Regions from separate parts of the Homo sapiens genome. Here region 2 is linked to region 1. A link is an interaction called in ENCODE POLR2A ChIA-PET data of the cell type or tissue named here. Cell type or tissue: PC-3. All regions are shown on one strand. Links, peaks and the distances in the headings refer to the core of each region. The heading gives the core; the rest is flanking DNA.

Region 1 (10,944 bases), core at 207-4,206:
TCACTTGAGCCCAGGAGTTGGAGACCAGACTGGGGAACATGGCAAGACCCCATCTCTACAAAAAAATTAAAAAATTTGGCCTGGTGTGGTGGCTCATGCCTGTGATCCTAGCACTTTGGGAGTTAAAATACAACACTTCCCAGCTGCCCTTATAGTTAAGGTCTGGCCAGTGAAATGTATGTGGAAATGTTACATGACACTTCTAGAAGGATTCTTAAAAGACAAATACACCCTTTCTTCCCCCTTCCTATTTCCTGGAATGTGGGTGTGATGGCTGGAGCCCTGGCAGCCATACTGCCACGTGTACAGACGAGTGCCGTCCTTTAGGGATGACAGGAGCCTGGTTCCCTGATGATGGCAGAGCCAGATATCAGCACAAACTTATTTAAATGGGAGAGAGAAGGGGAGAACCAATCTCAACTTCTACCTTGTGTAAGCTGCTGGTTTTGGGGGTTTTCTATGACAGATACCAAAATAAACCCTAACTGAACATGTACTCCAGTCCAGGGCCGGCCAATCAATGTGTTCATCACTCTCCCATCCTCGGTGTTTTGGGTACCGCTAAGGAAAGGAGGCGTGCACACCACCTGCCTGCCTGAGGGAGGAGAGAGGGAGGTTGGGTCCCACTGACAGTTGTCCCCAGATACAGCTTTGCCCTTGAATGTGTTAGTTCCGTGAACTTGGGCTTGGGTTTCATCATGTCCCTTTCCACGACTGAACTTAAGTGCAGTTCTTAATCAGAGAGGGGCGTTTTTAGGCAGAGGGAACAGTAAGCTTTAACAGCGTCTGGTGGTGCTTGCCTGTAGTCCCAGCTACTCGGGCGGCTGAGGCAGGAGGATCACTTGAGCCTGGGAGGTTGAGGCTACAGTGAGCCATGGTAGTGTCACTGCACTCCAGCCTGGGTGACAGAATGAGACCCTGTCTTAGAAAGGGGCCAGCTGTTGTGGCTCATGCCTGTAATCCCAGCACTTTGGGAGGCCTAGGCGGGCAAATCACTTGAGTCTAGGAATTTGAGACCAGCCTGGGCAACATTGCGAAACCCCACCTCTACTAAGAAAAAAATAAATTAGCCGGGCATGGTGGTGCCTGCCTGTATCCCCCGCTACTTCGGGGCCTGAAGTGGGAGGATCGCTTGAGCCCAGGAAGTTGCCGTGGTGAGCTACGACTGCGCCACATCACTCCAGCCTAGGGGACGAAGTGAGACCCTGTGTCAACAACAAAAAAAAAGGGGGCCGGGCGCGGTGGCTCATGCCTGTAATCCCAACACTTAGGGAGGCCGAGGTGGGCGGATCACAAGGTCTGGAGATCGAGACCAGGCTAACACGGTGAAACCCCATCTCTACTAAAAATACAAAAAGTTAGCCGGGCATGATGGTGGGCACCTGTAGTCCCAGCTACTCAGGAGGCTGAGTGAGGCAGGAGAATGGCGTGAACGCAGGCGGCAGAGTTCGCAGTGAGCCGAGATCGAGCCACTGCACTCCAGCCTGGGCGACAGAGCGAGACTGTCTCAAAAAAAAAAAAAAAAAAAAAAAAGAAGAGACCAGGCATGGTGGCTCATGTCTGTAGTACCAGCAACATTGGGAGGCCAAGGCAGGTGGGTCACCTGACATCAGGAGTTCAAGACCAGTCTGGCCAACATGGTGAAACCCCATCTCTACTAAAAATACAAGTTAGCCAGGCATGGTGGCGGGCACCTGTAATCCCAGCTACTCTGGAGGCTGTGGCAGGAGACTTACTTGAACCCAGGAGGTGGAGGTTGCAGTGAGCCGAGATCGTGCCATTCCACTCCAGCTTGGACAAGAGTGAAACTCCGTCTCAGAAACAAAATTTTTTTAAAGGGATTTTTGAGTCTAGCCCTGAAATGTCAGGAGTCAGTCCATGCAGCTTGCAGAGCTTCTAAGAACGGCGGGCCTGGGTTTAGATGTGCAGTTAACTGTTCCTAGATGCCCTTGGGGCTGTTTTAATTTTCCAAGTTGGTGGGTTTTCTCTCTTTTTTCTTTTTTGAGATAGAGTCTAACTCTGTCGCCGAGGCTGGAGTGCACTGGCATGATCTCGGCTCACTGCAGCCTCAACCTCCTGGGCTCAAGCAAACTTCCCACCTCAGCCTCCCAAGCCGCTGGGACTACAGGTGCATGCCACCGTGCCCAGGTAATTTTTGTACTTTCGTAGAAATGGGATCTTGCTATGTTACCCAGGCTGGTCTCAAACTCCTGGGCTCAAGCGATCCTCCCACTTCGGCCTCCCAAAGCGCTGGGATTATAGGCATGAGCGACAGCGCCCGGCCGGTTCTTTTATGTGAGCTGAATTGGGAGCAGAGTCCTCTATTTGCATCCTTGACCCCCAAAGACCTGAAGACCTGAAGCAGAACAGGGCTGTTCCACCTCAGCTCTCGTGACATTGGGCCAGGCTGTTGTGTGTGTTGGGGGCTGTCCTGGGCGTAGTAGAACAGTTAACGTCATCCCTGGCCTCCACCCACCAAATGCCAGCAGCTCCCCCTCAGCCTTAACAACAGGAAATGTCTCCAGCTGTTGCCAGTGTCCCTTCGGGGAGGAAGTCACACACACAAAGCCTCTCGCCTGCCTTGAAGCCTCAGGCAGGGAGCAGTTTGCAAGTCAGGTGTCAGCGCCAGGGTTGGCTAAGCGCTGCTGTCACCTTGGCGGTCATTCCTTTCCCGCACACGGGACAGGATGCCTCCACTGGCCGGTTCACTGGGGCAACTGTGGGCGCCGGGAGTGGAGTGGGCCCAGCCCACGCACGGCTGAGCGTCCTGGGATGGGGGGATTGGGCACGTCTCCCTCTCGTCCTGCAAACTGCAGCTCTGAGTGCCCTGGAGAGAAAGCAGGCATGGGGCAGGGGTGCCGCTGTGACAAGGGTTCTGGGAGCCCAGGCTTATCTGTACCCCTGACCCAGGGCCCGTGCCCCCCCCAACCCTGGGGTTGGCGCTCCCTCCCCACAGGAATGACCTGGCTTTGTTCCCGGAGGGGGCCGAGGAGCCATTGCCCTGCCCTGTCACTCCACATCCCCTCCACCCCAGCAACCTGGGCCTCAGTTTCCCCAAGGAAGAGACGGTCCCATCAGGCGGCCTGTGCCGGGGCTCAGAGAGGCCCTGTGCCCACCAGCCACATCCCCATCCTCGTCCCCCCCAGGCAGGTCCAGGGTCCCCTCTATGGGGAGAGCGAGTGGGAGAGGAACGCGGCCTGGTGGGGGCCCAGCAGGCGGGTTCCGGGAGGTGCCTGATCTCCGGGGCTGGGAGAGGCCCCACTCCACATGCCTGGCCCCTGACTCACTGCCCAGCACTGGCTGGATGCCCAGGACAGCCTGAGGCCGGTGGCCTCCGGCCCCGCCCCCATCCCACCCCCGCCCCCGTTTGTTCTCCCTCTGAGAGCTGTGCCTTCAGCCACCGGCTCTTTCCTGAATGATGGAGGCCGGCCAGAGGCTTGCTGATGGCTCAGCCCAGCCCTGCTGAGGTGGGAGTAAGGTTTCAGGCACCAGGACACAGGGTTCCACACTAGTCCCTGCAGCACTGAGGCTCAGCCCCAGGACCATCCATTTTACAGATGGGGAAACTGAGGCACACAGGACAAGGACCACCCTGGAGTCTGAACTTCAGCAGTGAAGCCCCCAAGCCCTCCCTAGGGGCAGGGTGATCTAACTCAGGACCAGGGGCAGCGTGTGTATATCAGTAGCCCCTGGAGGATTATGCTGGCTTCTCAGATGGGAAGCAGCCCCTTTGAGGAGTCCACCCTGTGTCCGAAGCCACCCAGGTGAGAAGAGGCCAAGCCAGGGTGGGCACCCACACCTGCACCTGCTCGAGCTCCAGAGGGCAGCAGTGGGGCAGCCTGAAGCTCTAGCCACTTAGTCATTACGGCAAGAGGTGTGCAGGTCATGAATTCACACCATGGCCAGCCCCCTGCTCGTAACTGGTGTTTCTGGGGACGGGAGCCCAGGGGCTATGGAGTCTCGAGGTTGAACCCTTCCTCGGGCCCTAGTGCTCCCTGGGCGGCTTCTCCTGAGGACTAGACTTGGGTACCTTTCCCCAGGACTCCTCAGGCCCTGGCGGGGATAAAGTGCATCCTCAGGCCAGTAGTGGGGGCCACCTAGAGGGGCAGGCAGCTGGGAGCAGCTTGGGATGGCTGAGCCATTTTTTTTTTTTTTTTTTTAGAGACAGGGTCTCACTCTATTGCCTAGGCTGGAGTGCAGTGGCGCGATCACAGCCTCACTGCAGCCTCGAATTCATCAGGTCAAACAGTCCTTCTGCCTCAGCCTCCTGAGTAGCTGGGGTCAAGCCTTTCATGCAACCCTCCTCCAGCCTGGCATTCAGTGCCCCTTCCCTGATAGTTCTGGACTAAGAGGTGGTCAAAGTTCTTCCCAGTTTACGGTTAAAAGAAACAGATCGCAGCCGGGCACAGTGGCTCACCCCTGTAATCCCAGCACTTTGGCAGGCTGAGGCAAGCAGATCACGAGGTCAGGAGTTCGAGACCAGCCTGGCCAAGATGGTGAAACTCCCGTCTCTACTAAAAATACAAAAATTAGCTGGGCACGGTGATGGGCACCTGTAATCCCAGCTACTTGGGAGGCTGAGGCAGGAGAATCGCTTGAACCTGTGAGGCGGAGGTTGCAGTGAGCCGAGATCACGCCACTGCACTCTAGCCTGGGTGACAGAGCAAGACTGTCTCAAAAAAAAAAAAAAAAAAAAAAAGAAAGAAAGGAAAAGAAAAGAAACAGATCGCAATGGGGCTTGCCTGTGCATGGGAAGTTTTCAAGGCTGGATTTGAACCCATGGTTGTCGGATCTGAAGTCTCAGTCTCCCTTCTAGGCTGGACAGGATGGGAGAGGCCAGGAAGACCAGTTTTGTGTCATTGGCATGACAGTGTTTGGGTTCCGGAGGGGACCCCCCTGAGGTCTGGGACTACAGCCTCCAGGCAACTCATCTAGGAATGTGGGCCACCCTTGTCGACTCTCATGGTGGCCCCACAACCTCCAGTGGCCTCCCTTTTTTTTTTTTTTTTTTTTGAGATGGAGTCTTGCTCTGTCACCCGGGCTGCAGTGCAGTGATGCGATCGCGGCTCACTGCAACTTCTGCTTCCCGGGTTCAAGTGATTCTCTTCCCTCAGCCTCCTAAGTAGCTGGGACTACAGGCACCTGCCATCACGCCCCGCTAATTTTTGTATTTTTTGTTTTATTTTGTTTTTTTGAGACGGAGTCTCACACTCTCACCTGGGCTGGAGTGCAGTGGCACCATCTCGGCTCACTGCAAGCTCTGCCTCCCGGGTTTACACCATTCTCCTGCCTCAGCCTCCTGAGTAGCTGGGACTACAGGCTCCTGCCACCATGCCCGGCTAATTTTTTGTATTTTTAATAGAGACGGGTTTCACCGTATTAGCCAGGATGGTCTCGATCTCCTGACCTTGTGATCTGCCGCCTCAGCCTCCCAAAGTGCTGGGATTACAGGCATGAGCCACCACGCCCGGCTAATTTTTGTATTTTTAGTAAAGACGGGATTTCACCATGTTGGCCAGACTGGTCTGGAACTCCTGACCTCAGGTGATCCACCCACCTCGGCCTCCCAAAGTGCTGGGATTACAGCCACTGCACCTGGCTGGCCTCCCATATTTACTTAGAAATGTGGACTGGGCCAGGTGCTGTGGCTCACGCCTGTAATCCCAGCACTTTAGGAGGCCAAGGCAGGAAGATTGCTTGAACCGAGGAGTTCAAGACCAGCCTGGACAACACAGTGAGACTCCTGTCTCTACAAAAAAAAACTAAAAAATTAGCCAGGCATGGTGGCGTGCACTCGTAGTCCTGGCTACTTGGGAGGCTGAGGTGGGAGGATTGCCTCAACCCTGGGAGGTCAAGGCTGCAGTGAGCTAGGATTGCACCACTGCGCTCCAGCCTGGGTGACAAAGCAAGACCCTGTCTCAAAAAAAAAGAGGGGGGAGCGGGGGGAAGAAAGAATGAAGGAAGGAAGGAAGGAAGGGGAAGGGAAGGAAGGAAGAAAGGAAGGAAAAGGAGAAAGAGGAGAGGGAGAGGAGAAGCCGGTGTGGTGGCTCACGCCTGTAATCCCAACGCTTCTGGAGGCCGAGGTGGGGCAGATTGCTTGAGGTCAGGAGTTCAAGACCAGCTCAGCCAACATGGTGAAACCCTATCTTTACTAAACACACAAAAACTAGCCAGGCGTGGTGGTGCGTGCTTGTAATCCCAGCTACTCAGGAGGCTAAGAGAATCGTTTGAACCCAGGAGGTGGTGGTTGCCTTGAGCTGAGATCGCACCACTACACTCCAGCCTGGGCGACAGAGCGAGACTCCGTCTCAAAAAAAAAAGAGAGAGAAACAAAGGAAGAAAGAAGGAAGGAAGGGAGGGAGGGAGGAAGGAAGGAGAGAGAGAAAGGAAATGAAGGAAGAAAGAAAAGAAAAGAGAAATGAGTACTGTAAGCCTGTGGCCCGCCAGACCCTCCTTCATGGAGCCACACCCCAGTGGAGGCCACTGTGTCAGTTTTTCTGTAGACGGGTGGCAGAGCCAGGGCTTTAATCTGAGCTGAGTGTGTTCAGAGCTTGTGCTCTTAATCCTGACCCACAAATGAACGCTGTGGGGTGGTGGGGGGTGACGCTCTGTGGCTCTGTGGGAGGCCCAGGGAGGAGGTGTCATTTGTCCCAGACTTGAGCCCCCAGGGGATAAAGGTGTGGAGACTGTGAGCCAGGCAGGGGAAACAGCAAGGCTGGCATGGAGGAGACCAAGGGGGATGGCAGGAGGGCAGGGGTCCTTGATCACGCCAGGCCTGCAGTCCACAGGGCAATGTGGGGAGGATTTTCCAATTCCAAGACAAGCCCCAGCTCTGGGAGAAGGGAACCTGACATGGCCCCTTGACACAGTGGCCCCGCCTGTCTAGGTGGCTGATGTCACTATTTACTCCCAAGCTCCCCGCTCCCCATCCCAGGAACAGCCCCAGAGCAGCCCAGCCCAGGGGAGGGACGGCTCCGGATGGAGCAGAAAGTTGCCAGGAAACCCCAGCGGCCATGCTCAGTGGGGTGATGGGGACCAGGGACTCCCACTCAGAACCCTCCGTGGCTTTTTTATTCCTTCATCATCACGGAAAATCACTGCCTGCAAGGGAGGAGGGTGCTGACCCCAGACTGGGGAGCGGGGAGGGGATTAGGCCAGGGCCAGCTGCAGGGCAGGGCAGCCTGCACCCCTCTCCCCACCTCCCTCTGGCAGCCGCGGCTCAGCCCAGAGGCTCCAGGCTGACTCACTGCAGACAGCTGTGGTCTGGGATGCCTCGGGCTGCTGGAAGGGGAACGGCCTGGGGACAGGAGAAGGGGAGGGACAGCAGGGGACACTAGTTGTGGGTGTCAGACTTGCTGGGAGTGGGACAAATTCCTCCCACCTTCCACCCTGTCCTGGCCAGAGCTGTTGAGCCTGCGGAGACAGGACAGGACCACCAGCCTGCAGGGGTGGCGTTCCCCAAGCTGCAGGCTGCCCCCAGCCCTGCAGGACAAGTGGGTGGGTGGGTGGGTGCTGAGCCTATAGACCAGGGAGCCAGCAGCGCATTTTACCAGGGCCCCGTTCTGAGCCAGAGAACTGGAACCGGCGAGGATCAGAATCCAGCCACAGTGACCCGAGCCTCCTATTTCTCTCTGTAAAATGGGTGGCTGTCAACCCTCCCTCCCTTTGGCGACCATCGGGGCAGAACGATGGATTGTCAGGAAACTGAATGTCTGCATGTCTGTGTCACCCTCAAAGCTCTGATACAAGCTCCCAATGCAGCAGCCAAGGCCGAATACCAGAACCTTCCATCACCTCTGGCCTCTCCTCTGGGCCATGCCCCACCCATGCTGTGCTCCCAGTCCCCACCCCTGCCTGGGGATGCACCCCGGTCCTGCCCACCCTCCCGTCTCAGTCTCAGCACCCTCGAGCCGCCACCTCCCAGGCCCTCCCGTTTTCCTGGCCATCTGAGCCCGCTTATCCTGTTTGCCACTTGGTTGAGCACCAATTTCGTCAATCGAGCAATTATCGAGCGCCTGTGTGCAGGCTCCAGGACGCTTCCTGTGTGGGCTGCTCAGTTTTCCCTCCCAGGGGCGTTTTGGAAGCGTCCCAAAACAAAAGGCGGAAGGCAGGAAGGAAGTGCCACCCCGTGGACGCAGGAAAGATGACAGGCCCTGCCTTTGTCTCCGAGCGCCTGCGCAGCCCCATCCTGCCCCACTTCCAGAGCCCCTGGGGAGGGGGAGATTAGCTTTGTCTCCATTGTCAGGTGGGGAAACTGAGGCTCTGAGGTGCCTGTCACCCAGCGAGTCAGTGGCAGAGCCAGGTTATGAACCCAGACGGCCTGGTCAGTCTGCTCTTTTTGGGTTTTTGTTGTGTTTTGTTTTGTTTTTTTGAGACAGAGTTTCCCAGGCTGGAGTGCAATGGTGCAATCTCGGCTCACCGCAACCTCTTCCTCCCAGGTTCAAGCAATTCTCCTACCTCAGCCTCCCGCGTAGCTGGGATTACAGGCATGCGCCGCCACACCCAGCTAATTTTGTATTTTTAGTAGAGATGGGGTTTCTCCATGTTGGTCAGGCTGGTCTCAAACCCCCAACCTCAGGTGATCCGCCCACCTTGGCCTCCCAAAGTGCTGGACTCAAGAGATCTTCCCACCTCAGCCTCCAAGTATCTGGGACTACAGGTGTGCGCCATCGCATCCGGCTGGTAATTTTAAAACTTTTTCTGTTGTTGTTGTCTGTTTTTTTGACGCAGTGTCTCGCTCTGTCAGGCTGGAGTGCAGTGGTGCGATCTTGGCTCAGTGCAACCTCGGCCTCCCGAGTTCAAGCGATTCTCCTGCCTCAGCCTCCCAAGTAGCTGGGATTACAGGCATGCGCCACCACACCCAACTAATTTTTGTATTTTTAGTAGAGGCGGGGTTTTGCCATTTTGGCTAGGCTGGTTTTGAACTCCTGACCTCAGGTGATCCGCCTGCCTCGGCCTCCCAGAGTGCTGGGATTATAGGCATGAGCCACTGAGCCCAGAAATTTAAAAACGTTTTTTAGAGATGGGGTCTTGCTATGTTGCCCAGACTGCTCTTGAACTCCTGGGCTCAAGCAATCCTCCTGCCTCAGCTTCCCAAGGTACTGGGATTACAGGCATGAGCCACGTTTGTGGACCTAACCACCCCAGTGTCGTGTCACCCCTGGGCCAACCCTGTCCCTCCTTCGATCCACCCAGTAAGGCACCATTGCCTGGGCTTCATCAGCCTGTCCCTGTTGGGCTCAGCCCGTGGGAGGCACTGGTGGGAGATAGAGCCTGGAGCGGGGGACAGGCTGGGCTCTTCCCCGCCTCGCTCTGCTGGGGACCATGTCTGCAGCACTTCTTTCCCTCCTATGAGTTTCTGGCTCTCACCAGCTCCCAGGCTCCAGAAACCACATCTTCCTCTCCTGGTTTTGTGGTGGTGGCGCTTTCTGCTGTTGCTTATTTCTGGGTTACCTCACCGTCCCCCTGTTTAATCTTGAACATTTTTTATGGTGCAGTCACCTGCCAGCATACCCGGCTAATTTTTTTGTATTTTTAGTAGACAGGGTTTCACTATGTTGGGCAGGCTGGTCTCGAACTCCTGACCTCATGATCCGCCTGCCTCAGCCTCCCAAAGTGTTGGGATTACAGGCTTGAGCCACCGCACCCTGCTTTTTTTTTTTTTTATTGAGATGGTGTCTCGCTCTGTTGCCCAGCCTGGAGTGCAATGGTGCCGTCATAGCTCACTGCAGCCTCAAAATCTTACCCTTTTTAGTAGAGACATGGTTTCACCATGTTGGCCAGGCTAGTCTCAAACTCCTGACCTCAAGTGATCTGCCTTCCTTGGCCTCCATTTTTAGAATAGATACAAAAAATTGCTACATTTTAGAAGAATATTCTAGAAGAATATTAAACAGAGTATGGGGACAGAAAAGCAACTGGCAGGAAGGAAGTTTTCTTCAGGGGGAGTTTCTCTAATGAAGTAACATTTGGCTTGGTGCGGTGGCTCACACCTGTAATCCTAGCATTTTGGGAGGCCGAGGCGGTAGACGACTTGAGGTCAAGAGTTCAAGAATAGCCTGGCCAACATGGCAAAACCCCATCTCTACTGAAAATATAAAAATTAGCCGGGTACGCGCCTGTGATCCCAGCAACACAGGAGGCTGAGGCAGGAGAATCGCTTGAACCCGGGAGGTGGAGGTTGCAGTGAGCCAAGATTGTGCCACTGCACTCCAGCCTGGGCAATAAAGCAAGACCTTGTCTCAAAAAAATAAATAAAATAAAATGATGTCAGGTCCTTAAGGACAGACAGGGAGATTTTCATTTCTTTTTTGTTTTTTTTTTGAGACAGAGTCTCGCTCTGTCGCCCAGGCTGGAGTGCAGTGGCGCGATCTCAGCTCACTGCAAGCTCTGCCTCCTGGGTTCATGCCATTCTCCTGCCTCAGCCTCCCAAGTAGCTGGGACTACAGGCGCCCGCCACCATGCCTGGCTAATTTTTTGTATCTTTAGTAGAGACTGGGTTTCGCCACGTTGGCCAGGATGGTCTCGATCTCCTGAGCTCGTGATCCGCCTGCCTTGGCCTCCCAAAGTGCTGGGATTACAGGCATGAGCCACCGTATCAAGACTTCATTTCTTTTTTTTTTTTTTGTAGATGGAGTCTTGCTCTGTTGCCCAGGCTAGAGTGCAGTGGTGCGATCTCGGCTCACTGCAAGCTCCAACTCCCAGGTTCACGCTATTCTCCTGCCTCAGCCTCCCAAGCAGCTGGGACTACAGGCGCCCACCACCACGCCTGGCTAATTTTTTGTATTTTTAGTAGAGATGGGGTTTCACTGTGTTAGCTAGGATGGTCTCGATCTCCTGACCTCATGATCTGCCCGCCTCGGCCTCCCAAACTGCTAGGATTACAGGTGTGAGCCACCACACCCGGCTTTCATTTCTTATATCCCCTGTAGTGTCCCACAAGCC
Region 2 (10,944 bases), core at 3,035-7,034, 1.9 Mb before region 1:
AAGGTGAGACGGTGGCTCCGGGGAAGAGTGGGGACCTACATCTTCCTGGAGGGACCAACTCCAGACCAGGGTTCTCAACCCCCACACCCTGGGGATTGGGGCTGTTTCATTCACTCAGTCTAGCTCTTTTCTCAGACCTACCCCTCCCCACCTTGCCTGTCTGGCCCCCAGAAGGAGGCTCAGCAATGGTTTCATAAAGCTGGGTACGTTTCATGTGCTCCTGTACTTCTCTCCCTGCAGTATCCGGGCCCTGAGCTTTTTTTCTTTTCTGTTTCTTTTTTGCTTTTTTTGAGACAGGGTCTTGCTCTGTCACCCAGGCTGGAATGCAGTGGTGCCATCATAGCTCACTGCAGCCTCAAACTCCTGGGCTTAAGGACCCTCCTAGCTCTCCTAAAAAATTAGCTGGGGGTGGTAGCATGCAGCTGTGGTCCCAGCTACTTAGCCTCCCAAGTAGCTGGGACCACAGGTGCATGCTACCACCCCTTTTTAACTATTAGAAGAGGCAAGTTCTCCCTATGTTGCCCAGGCTGGTCTCGAACCCCTGGGCTCAAGCGACCCTCTGGTCTGGGCCTCCTAGTGCTGGCATTGATTACGGATGTGAGCTCCTGCGCCCAGCGCACATCCTGAGCTTTTAAAGTCATGGGCCTCAGGTCATGCCTACCGAGGTCCAGATGGAAGCCTGTGCTCTACATAATTGCAGGCAGGGCCTACAGGAGAGGTGAGGGCTTTCCTGAGGACAGATCCCTGGAAAGGTGTCCTGCTTAGCCCCTGGAGCCTGGTGGAAGCCCATGCAAAACCCCTCTTGCCATCCAACCACCCCTCCTGCTTGAAGGCTCCAGAGAAGCAGGAGCTGGGAGGGTCCCCACCTCACCCCAACTTAGGGCAACCCCCTCCCCTGTTCCTAGGGTCACTTGTAGCTGTACTGTCCTGGGGGTGGGGCCAGTTCCAGCTGTCTTTCTCCCCTCAGGCCCCAAGGAGCTTGCCTCTCTCCCCAGCCCTCCAGGATCCCTGAACAGCCCCCTTCTGGGAGCAGAGCCAAAAAGATGGGAGAAGGATGTTTATAAGCTGCTAAAAGGGAAAAGGAAAAAGTGGGAGTTGGGGCAGAGAGGCCCAGGCTTCCAGGTAGTATAGACTAGGGCCTCGGTTGCGGGGAGGGAGGGAGGAAGGGAGGGGCTGCCTTCCCCAGGTAGTCCAACATCTGGCTTACTGGACAAAGAAGTGCCCCCTGCCCTGCCCAGCCCACCACAACCAGACCTCAGTGTACACACTCAGGGGTCTCTAGGCCCCATGCTGGCCTGCCACATGACAGTTTCTGACATTCTTATCCTGACCCACAGGACTCTGAGACACTAGTGGGTTTTCTTTTTATGTATTTATTTACTTTTAATAGCTTGTTCCCCTCTCCTCAGCCTGAGGAGGACATGAGCAGGGGAGGGCCCGGGGCCCTGGGGAGCCGAGGCTGGGGGTGTGGCATCAGGAGCCGGCTTGGTGGGAGCGAAAGCCGAGTCTGCAGCTCGTAGGGCTCCTCGCACACAGCTAATGGGAGGCTGGCAGCGGCAAATTGTTGTTTACTTTTAATTAAGTAAACAATGTCGGCTTTCCGCCTCCTCCCCTGCCATCCCAGCCAGTAATTTGGGGGATGACAATGGGGTTGTTTCCTTCCTCCTGCCTGCTTCCCTCCCTCCAAGCACTCCTGCTCGCTCCCCGCTCTGCACAGGCACAGCCGTCAGAACTTGTCATTGGTGGGGGAGGCTCCACCCGAGGAGGGGAAGGTCCCACTGACCCGCTACTGGCTGGGCCCAGCAGGCTGCAGGTTCCACCTCACCAGGGATATGGTTCCACTGTCAGGTTCACCTAAGGGTGACAAGTGCGGCCTTGCCCTGAGACTCTCTAAGCACTGAAGGTGTGATCCATTCTCATTCTGTTCCCTCCCCTCATAGCCCTCCTCCCTAAGCAACATCTCTAAAATCCAGAAAGTTAGAGTCTCTGAGGGATGCAGCAGCAGGGAGACCACCGTCCCAGGTTGGGAAGAGATTCCCCAGGATCCAGGAAACAAGCAGGTGGAACCTCCTGTTTCAGATCAGGGCAAAGGCCACAGCCCCTGAACCAGTGGGCTGCTGGGTGGTACCAGCTTTCCTTGGAAGCAGGGCTGGCTTCATAACCTTGACTTCCACTGTTGCTGTCTTGAAATTCTTAATTTTTGAACAAGGTGCCCTGAGTTTGCATTTTGCACTGGGCCCCACAAATTCTGCAGCTGATTCTGCTCAATGGTCCAAGTAAGTGAGGAACAGAAAGAAGAATGTAGCTAAGCCAGGTTTTCACCCCTGGGTTCCCTGGCCTCGGGTGTAGGCACTGGGCTCCCGAGTGGAAGGACAGGCAAGAGGGTCCCACCCCACTCCAGGGAGGCCGAATTTCAAATGAAGCATCCTAGAAGGCGGGACTCCACGCAGGATCTTTGTGAAAACAAAGTGCTCCTAACACCCTTTAACAGTAAGAGTGAATACCACCGGGTGGGTGGGCCCACCCTATGTGGGCCCAGCCTATGCAAGCTCACCTCTCCAAGCCCTCTGCACACAGTGAGCACCTCATAAGTGCAGCAGAACTGAGCAAAACAGAAAGGAAATCCCTCCCCACTCCCTCCTCTGCCTCCCAAGGATCAAACGGTCGGGTCCAGAGCCAAGCCTGACCCTCAAGCTCCTCCCCGTGAGGCAGAAGAGACTCTTCAAGGTGTGTTCATATAGAACGGGGCGGTGGGGGGGCCTGAGTCATGTGCAAAGCCCGCTCCTCCCCCTGCCCGCCTGCTTCCCCAACTCCTTCCGAAGGGCGGGTACTGCGGCAGCAAAGTTGGCTGGGGCTGGATGCAATTTCAGCCGCAGAGCAGGGCTCCCTGGCTGGAAGCAATTTTCTCATTAGGACCCCAAGCCTGCTAGCTCGTTGCTTTTCAGCCCTCACTCCCCTCCTGCGAAACCGCACCCCACAGGCCTCCCCACAGACCACTCACACGCACAGGGAACCACACGTATATTGAGTTGAGGGGCGACTGGGGGGTCACCTCCGTGGGGCTGGGTGCAAGGAGAGATTTGCTGGCCAAAGTCCCTGGCCAGGGAGGCGCGAGGTGAGATGAGGACTCCTCACCCAGGCTCCCACACCCAGAAGCCAGTCCCTCCTGGCCTGCCCTACAGAGAGAGAGGATCCTAGACTGCAGGACCCAGAGGAGAGGCTGGGGAACCTGGGGCCAGCCGAGCCTGAGGGCTGGCCTCACGCGACACTCCCAAAAGAGACCCCCGCCCCCTTCTTCCTCAGCTAGGCCCGGGGCGAGCAGATGGGCTCTCAGGAGGCAGACCCCCCCCTCCCCCAGCCCTGAGGCTGCTCCAAGTGGAGGGTGGTCTTGGCTGAGGGAGGAGGAGAGCCGAGGCCCCGTGAGGGGCGGCTCCTCACTCCACAGACACATGTGGTTGGACTTAAAAAGCTATTAGGGAGCAAGGCACTGGCGGGAGTGCGGCCGGCCCTCGCACCAGAGGCAGGGGGAGGGCAGATGCCGAGGCGGTGAGCTCAGCACTGCCCTCCCTGGCGGGGCCCCCGGATGCAAGAAGGACTCGGGGGACCCTCACCCTGCGGGAGAGTGGGGCAGGCCCTCGGGGAAGGGCAGGCAGGCTGCTGGGCCTGGGTCCAGGCACAGATTCTGGGAAGCTTAGCAATCTGAAGACTCTAGGCCTGTGGGGGCCAACCTCTAAGTGGGAGGGAGGAGTGGGGAGGGGGGGAGGGTTGTGCCTGGCGCTTGGATGGGGCCCAGGAGGGCACAGACAGGTCCTCGGCTTTCCTCCAGCTTTCTTGGGGTGACAGCCGGCGGGAGGTCTCCTAAAGGGTGTGTGTGTTTGGTGAGGCTGGAAAGGGGGGATTATTAGGAGAGCGGGGGAGAGAGAGAAGGAAGGGAAAAGTGGGCCCCACCCATCACGAGGCCAGAAAGAACCGACGGAAAGTTCTCTAGAGCCGCCAGCTTGTAAAAAGCTCCTTTTCTTTCCAAATTATGAACATTTTTTAACAAGAGGGGGGGAAAACCCCCCAAAGCAGTGATCTAGGACTTCATTAGGACTGTGTGTGTCTCTGTGTGTGACTGTGGCTGGTGACTGAAGGGTGTGCATCTGCTGACATTCGAAAGTGTTCTCCAAAAGCTGGGCCATCCCTCCTTGGTCCCCCTACCCCCGCCCTCCTCAGGTCTGCTATTTTCAGGGCTCTAGGCACCAACCACCCTGTATGCCTAACCCAGGGAGGACACCCCACTGCTGTTACAGAGTGACATGGATGCCAGGAGGGGCTGGGGGCACACAGAGCAAGACCAGGCCTAGGACAGGCAGGCCACTTGCTACGGACCCAGCTCCGACTCTTGGAGTAGGACTCCCTGGGGTACTGGCCTCAGCACTCCCAGGAGTGGGCCATAGGTTTGGGGCACCCACAGGAGTGCAGGGAAACGTCCCACCCAAGACTCTGGAGACTCCTCTGAGCTCCTCAGCCGCCCACCAAGCCCACCTCCAGCCCCCTAGGAACCCAGGGAGCAGTGCAGAAATGGGGAGCTCGAGTTACACACTGCCTCTTCCACTCTGCGGCAAGCAGGAGCTCTGTGTTTTGGAGACATTGAATCTGCCTGATAGCCCCAAGGGGTGGTTATTTTCCCCATCTTTACAGATGAGAACATATCAACAGAGGCTCGGCGAAACCCACCAAAGTCAGCTGGAGCTGGGATGGAGTTGAACCTCCACTTGTCCCCCAACCCCCACCGAAGGCCCAGTGGCCAAGCTCCTGGGAGTTTCCCTTCTCTGTCCAGATCTGTCCACGGTAGAGACGGGAACTGGGGGAGGACCCTGGGCAGGACAGGAGAGGGGACTGCTCTGAGCTACCAGGAGTCAGGCCGGGAAGCAGGCTGGGTGGGGGAGGAGCTGACCACGAAGCTGGGATCCGTGCTCAGGAAACACGCAAAGAATGCCGCTGGCCGCAGGCCAGTAGGCCAGGACCACAAAGAGGCCTTTGTTTTAGGAGGTGTCCAGGGAGTGGATGGACAGAATGGTAGAGGTGGGGGCAGCACCCCTTGAGGGTGGGACTGGGGGAGGGCAGTGATCCCTGTACTGTCCTCACACACCACCCCCTCCTGTCTGTTCCCCCACACCTCAACCCCAGCAGTGGCAGGTTCTTCTATCAGGCCCCAGACTCCCAGGGAGGGAGCCCTTGGGGACAGATTCTCCTACTTCTCAGCTCCTGACCTCCCTCAACTGGTGGGGGTATATGTCCCAAATCCACCCTTCTGAACCCCAGAAGTTCCTAGGTGCCCCACTGACATCCTTCTCTGCCTCTACCTCTACATGCTGCTGGGGGCTTTGGGAATGAGGATGGAGGATGGGCTGGAGGGTAGCAAGGGTGGGATGGTTAGGGGCCTTTCTCCCTTCCAGGTGGACTGTCTGAGGGCACCAGAGTCACCCTGCTCCCATAGTTATCCTCGCCTCCAGGCGGAAGGGAGGGAAGGCCTTGGAACATTTCCTCTCCCCTTCCCCCCTCTGCAGTTGCAGTTTCCCTGGCCCCTTCTTGGCATCTGGAAAAGTTTGGGAAACTTAAAAAAAATATTTTTGGAGAGTTTGTCTATTGCTCCCCAGCCCTGTGAGGGAGCTACAGCCAAGAGGAAGAAGGAAAAGGAGTGGGTTGGGGTGACTAGGGGATAGAGAGTAAAGTCAAAGAGAAGCAGAGCACTCGGAAAAAGGGCAGCACCCAAGGGTGCTCCCTCAGCCAGCCTGACCCCCATCTAGGTTTCCTGGAGCTACAGGAAAGACCCCCACAAAACACTGTCAAACCACCCAGCACACCAGGCCCTGATGAAGCCCTACCCCGCATTCTGCTTAGCACCTTCTCTGGGCCATCTCCTGCCAGACATGTGTGCACTGTGCAGGAGGGGCAGCCTGTGGCTGTGGGGCCACACGGAAGGAAGGGACGTCTTAAGGCTGGATGGCCAGAGGCAGTACCAGCAGCTTCAAGTGGGGATGGAGGAGAAGGCAGGTTTCTGTCTGGATTTCCACCTCCCTGTGAACAGGACGAAGGGAACATGGGAAGACACAGACTCCTGGGGACTTGGGCTGCAGTGCCAGGCAGAACAGAACTGTGATTAATGTCCCTGTCCTCATCATCCTCACTCCTCTGGTCTGTGTGTGTGGACGGGTGCAGGGGGTGCCAACCTCACGGCCCTGGAGCCGAGCCGTTCCAAGAAGCACAGAAGCACAGCCTCAACTGGGTCGAGATGAGCACAGTATATGGAATCGGCAGGGTTAAGGCCAGGCTATGAACAACTCTAGGTTCAGCCCAAGAAAGGGCACATGTCTGACATGTGACTGTTTCTCTGAGAGAATCTGGATTGTCTTATCTAAGCCAGGAGTGTGCCCCCTTCACCCTGACATGGCCCTCAGCAGAGCCAGGGCCAGCAGCGCAGGAAGCTCACTGGCATGACCCCCAGTGACTCATGGTGGTCCTGCCTGGCAGCTCCTGCATCGTCACCAGGACATCCTCAGGTGACCCACCTGTGTTCTGAGAACAGGGGGATCACTCAGGTGGTTCGTGCCATCCAGGTGGGCTCCCATCTGGGCTCTACCCCCAGCCTAGATGGCCAGCAGTGTGCCTCTGTCTCCTAAGGATGGCTCCATTCCTGGAGACAAAAGAGCACATCTCAGAGAGGCAGCAGCTGGCAGAGGCAGGGGGAAAGCCTGGAGGACCAACAGCACCTGGGTACTAGGTGGAAATGCAGATTCACGAGCCCTGCCCAGACCTACCCACTTGGACAAGCCCCAGGATCTGCATTTTAACAAGCCCCCAGAGGTGCAAGGGCAGGCAGCTGCATATCAACCCGGGCACCACCTGGATGCCTGAGGGCGTTTGGTCCCAAATCCTGCAAGCAGAGTGGACAGCAAAGGAAAGACAGAAGGGAAATGGGGCACAGAGGAGTGGGTAATCGGCAGGAGGGAGGTCTGCAAAGGAAGTGGAGAAACCTGGAGAGCATGAAGCCGGAGCGGAGAAGGCGGGCGCTGTGAGGAGGAGGCGGCGCCTAAGAAGTGCCTTCCCGCAGCCGCCCGGCTGCTCCCGGGAGCCGCCCCGCCCCCTCCAGGCACCTGCTAAGGCGGCAGCGGCGGGTTGTGTTTCTTTAACCCCTGGGGCCTGTTGACACAGATTAGTATCGCTGGTCAGGGGTCAATAGGGAAGGCTCTTGAGGTCAAGACCTGAACAACTGGAGTTGTAATGAGCCACGTGGGGAAGAGGCCCAGGGAGAGGAGAGGGCCAAGAAGGGAGGAGGAGGAGGGCTGGGCTTCTCCGAGGAAGGGCCTCTAGAGCTCACTCGCCTGAGAGGCTGTCTCCTCCCCGAACCTGCCTGACTTGAGGCTTGGAAAAAAATCTGGCTCACTGGCCTGGGTACGGGGGAGATGTCACTGGCTGACTAGAGCTGGAATCCCAGCTAGAGAAGGACAGGGGAGAACCAGCGAGAAGAAAAGCAGCAAAGAGCCACCTTGCAGGACGGCTGACTTGTGCAATGCTGTCAGGTCAGACAGCATTCCCCTCCTCTTCCCTTCCATCCCTAGTACCCTGAGTGAGCTCTGGGTAGTGGCCAGACACACCCCTCTTCCTCCTTGAGTCTTTGGCAGCACCGTGATGTGCCCACCTGAGGCATCCCCCTACCCTGGGCCACCTGGCAAAGCCAGAGCTGAGTGACTCATTTAGAGCCCTCTGGCCCTGAGTGGGGCTGGTATAGGGGCCAGACAGCATCCCAAACACCTGGTGGGACAGCCTTAGCCACACCTTCAGCGATGAGATCTGCAGCACAGTACCCAAGCCATGGGGCAGCTACTCCGTGGCTCCCCTGCTACTATCCTCCTGGAGGTATGCACCCTCCTCCCTCCACTGCCAAGTCATTACCAACAACACCAGGGTAGCAACTATGCTTTTCTCCCGGGACCTGGAGGCTGCTTTGGGGCCTGCCTTCTCCCTGCCCAGGGCCATCTCCAAGGGGGCTGGTCTGGAAGGACGGAAGGGACAGGCCATCTGTCTGCAGGCTACTCAGCCACATGCTTAGAGGAGTGAAGGGAAAGAGCCAAAAGACAGGTCGCATGTCCCCTGTGACCAGAGCTTCCCCAGTAGTCTGGAACAGTTAGGTCACCTGTTTGGGTTAAAGGGGACTGGGTTTCCTCAGAATCACTCTAGAGCTCTCCAAGTCCTGTCTGGGTCACAGAGAAGCAAATATGAGGCCACCGACACCCAGGGGTCCAGAGAGTAATGGGAGGTACACCTTGATTCTATATTCATTTGTATGTCTGCAGGGGCAGACATACAAATCTGTGTGGGTCACACACAGATCTGTGACATGCACACTTGGAAAAGCACATGCAGTGCCTTAAAGTTAATTCCACATGTGTTTGTTGGCACCTGCTAGACGCCAGGAACCACACAGATACAGAGCCAGAGAAGCTGCCTGGGTAACACCCCCCTGCAGCTGAAAGCTGGTGTGTAATGGACAAAATGGAGGCCCCCTCAGAGGGAGGGACTGGCCTCAGAGGATGAGAAGTGATGCGGGACAAGGCTGCACCAAGGAGGTGACAGCCAGGCCGGGGGTAAAAAGATAGAGGCCGTCAGACAAAAGGGGAAGGGACCATGCCAGATACACATGAGCAGAGGCCCAAAGGCAGGAATAGCACAGCACACTCAGGGGCTATAGAGAGCTCCAAATGCTGGAATATGCAGTATAGGAGAAGTAAAGAAATGCAGTGATGGAAGGGTCAGCAGGGGCCCAACCCAGAGAGACCCTGGGTGCCCACTAAGGGGACAGCACTGCTGGGCAGACAAGATGCACAAGGAATGCAGTTATGAAACTCTAGGACAGGGCAATTCCTAAGTATATACCCTAGAGAATCCAAAACATACATCCACATAAATGCTTGTACATGCATGTTTACTGCAACATTACTCACACCACAAAGTGGAAAGAGCCCAAATATCCATCAATGTATGAATGGATAAACAAAATGTGGCACAGCCATACAATTAAATATTATTTGGCCTTAAAAAGGAACTGGCCGGGTGCAGTGGCTCTCGCCTGTAATCCCAACACTTTGGGAGGCCGAGGTGAGCGGATCACGAGATCAGGAGTTCGAGACCAGCCTGGCCAATATGGTGAAACCCTGTCTCTACTAAAAACACAAAAATTAGCTGGGCATGGTGGCGGGCGCCTGTAGTCCCAGCTACTTAGGAGGCCGAGGCAGAAGAATCGCTTGAACCCAGGAGGCAGAGGTTGCAGTGAGCAGAGATCGCGCCACTGCACTCCAGCCTGGGCGACAGAGTAAGACTCTGTCTCAAAAAAAAAAAAAAAAGGAACCACTGACACTTGCTGCTACAACATATAGGAACCTTGAAAACATTATGCTCCGTGAAAGAAGCCCGACATGAAGACCACATAGTGTATGATCTCATTTATATGAAACATCCACAACTAGGCAAATCCATAGAAACAAAGCAGATTAGCGGTTGCCAGGGCCTAGGAGGAATGAGGAATTGGGACTAACAACTAATAGGTATGGAGTTTCTTTTGGGAGCAATGGAATTGTTCTGGAATTAGATGGTGGTGATGGTTACACAACATTGTGAAGGTACTAAATGGCACTGAATCCTATGCTTAATTTTTAGTTTATTTTTTTATTTTTTATTTTTTTTAGAGGCAGTCTTACTCTGTTGCCTGCCCAGGCTGGAGTGCAGTAGTGTGATCATCGCTTGCTGCAACCTTAAATTCTTGGGTTCAAGCAATCCTCCTGCCTCAGCCTCCCAAGTAGCTAGGATTACAAATGCACGCCACCACCGTGCATGGCTAATTTTTGTTTTGTTTTGTTTTTTTTTAGACAGAGTCTTGCTCTGTCGCCCAGGCTGGGGTACAGTGACGCGATCTTGTCTCACTGCAACCTCTGCCTCCTGAGCTCAAGTGATTCTCCTGCCTCAGCCTCCCGAGTAGCTGGGATTACAGGCTGCATCACCACACTTGGCTAATGTTTTTTTTGTATTTTTAGTAAAGACAGGGTTTCACCATGCTGGCCAGGCTGGTCTCGAACTCCTGACTTCAAGTGATCTGCCTGCCTTGGCCTCCCAAAATGTTGGGATTATAGGCATGAGCCACCATGCCTGGCCCTGTACACTTTAAAATACTGAATTTTATTATGTGATTTAAATCTTAATAAAATACAAATCCAAGTACTGCTAATTTTTTTATTTTTTATTTTTTGCAGAGATGAGGTCTCCCTGTGTTGCCCAGGCTGGTCTTGAACTCCTAGCCTCAAGCAATCCTCCTGCCTCGGCTTCCCAAAACGCTGGGATTACAGGCATGAGCCACCATGCCTGGCCTTGTACACTTTAAAATAGTGAATTTTATTATGTGAATTATATCTTAATAAAAGACAAATCCAACCTGGGGAGATGGGGAATTAAAAAAAAAAAATACAACAGAGAGGAGAAGACACTGAGTTCTGAAAACTCAGCCTGGTGAAAAGGCAGGGAGGCTTCAGCCCTTTCACCGGCCTGTGGTTAGTCTGGTTGTGAGGGCTCAAGTGCTTGGCTAGGTGGTGATGCCCACAGCCAAGACAAGGAATGGAGCAGGGAGCAGAGGGCAGCCAGGAGTACTGGGAGGTACCTTGTGGATACGGGGGCAAGCTGTCCACAAGGCATCTGCCTGGTAGCTGGAAAGAAGAGTTTAGAGTTCACAAGGAGAAATCAGACCCTGAGATAAGCCAGGGTGGTCAGCAGTGAGGGGCAGATGTGCAGGGTGGGGACAGGCCCCAGGGCTGCTGCTCGCTAGTGGGTGGCCTTGAGCAAGATTCTTCCGTCTGCCAGCTTCTAGGCATAACACAAGGATTATAAAAGTGCCGAGTTCACTGGACTGTCATG

The links. ChIA-PET counts read pairs that join two places held together with the same protein. Peaks named below come from ENCODE experiments on the same cell type or tissue, not always from the same donor. Only the 100,000 strongest peaks of a DNase experiment are listed, where the experiment ranks them.
Region 2: POLR2A ChIA-PET joins it to region 1 with 6 read pairs; 1 of 35 experiments calls an interaction of 5 or more read pairs at or near these places.

What each region holds. Positions count from the first base shown.
Region 1 is chr19:11,135,050-11,145,993 of GRCh38, reverse strand. SPC24 (SPC24 component of NDC80 kinetochore complex) reads left to right here. Exons shown (of 5, transcript NM_182513.4): 5 at 1-501. Among named protein-coding and RNA genes, the nearest start is that of SPC24, 15 kb to the left of the region's middle. RefSeq lists enhancers at 2,556-3,498, 3,499-4,442, 1,967-4,739. In PC-3, for the core only: CTCF peaks have their summits at 3,578 and 3,780 (motif pointing right); DNase peaks (open chromatin) are centred at 2,543 and 3,333; H3K4me3 peaks cover 1,054 bases; H3K27ac peaks cover 2,559 bases.
Region 2 is chr19:13,048,038-13,058,981 of GRCh38, reverse strand. All of the region lies in intron 2 of NFIX (nuclear factor I X), which reads right to left. Among named protein-coding and RNA genes, the nearest start is that of NFIX-AS1, 38 kb to the right of the region's middle. RefSeq lists enhancers at 1,118-1,704, 2,879-3,464, 4,052-4,638, 2,441-6,285. In PC-3, for the core only: a CTCF peak has its summit at 3,574; DNase peaks (open chromatin) are centred at 3,561 and 4,971; H3K4me3 peaks cover 1,786 bases; H3K27ac peaks cover 4,000 bases.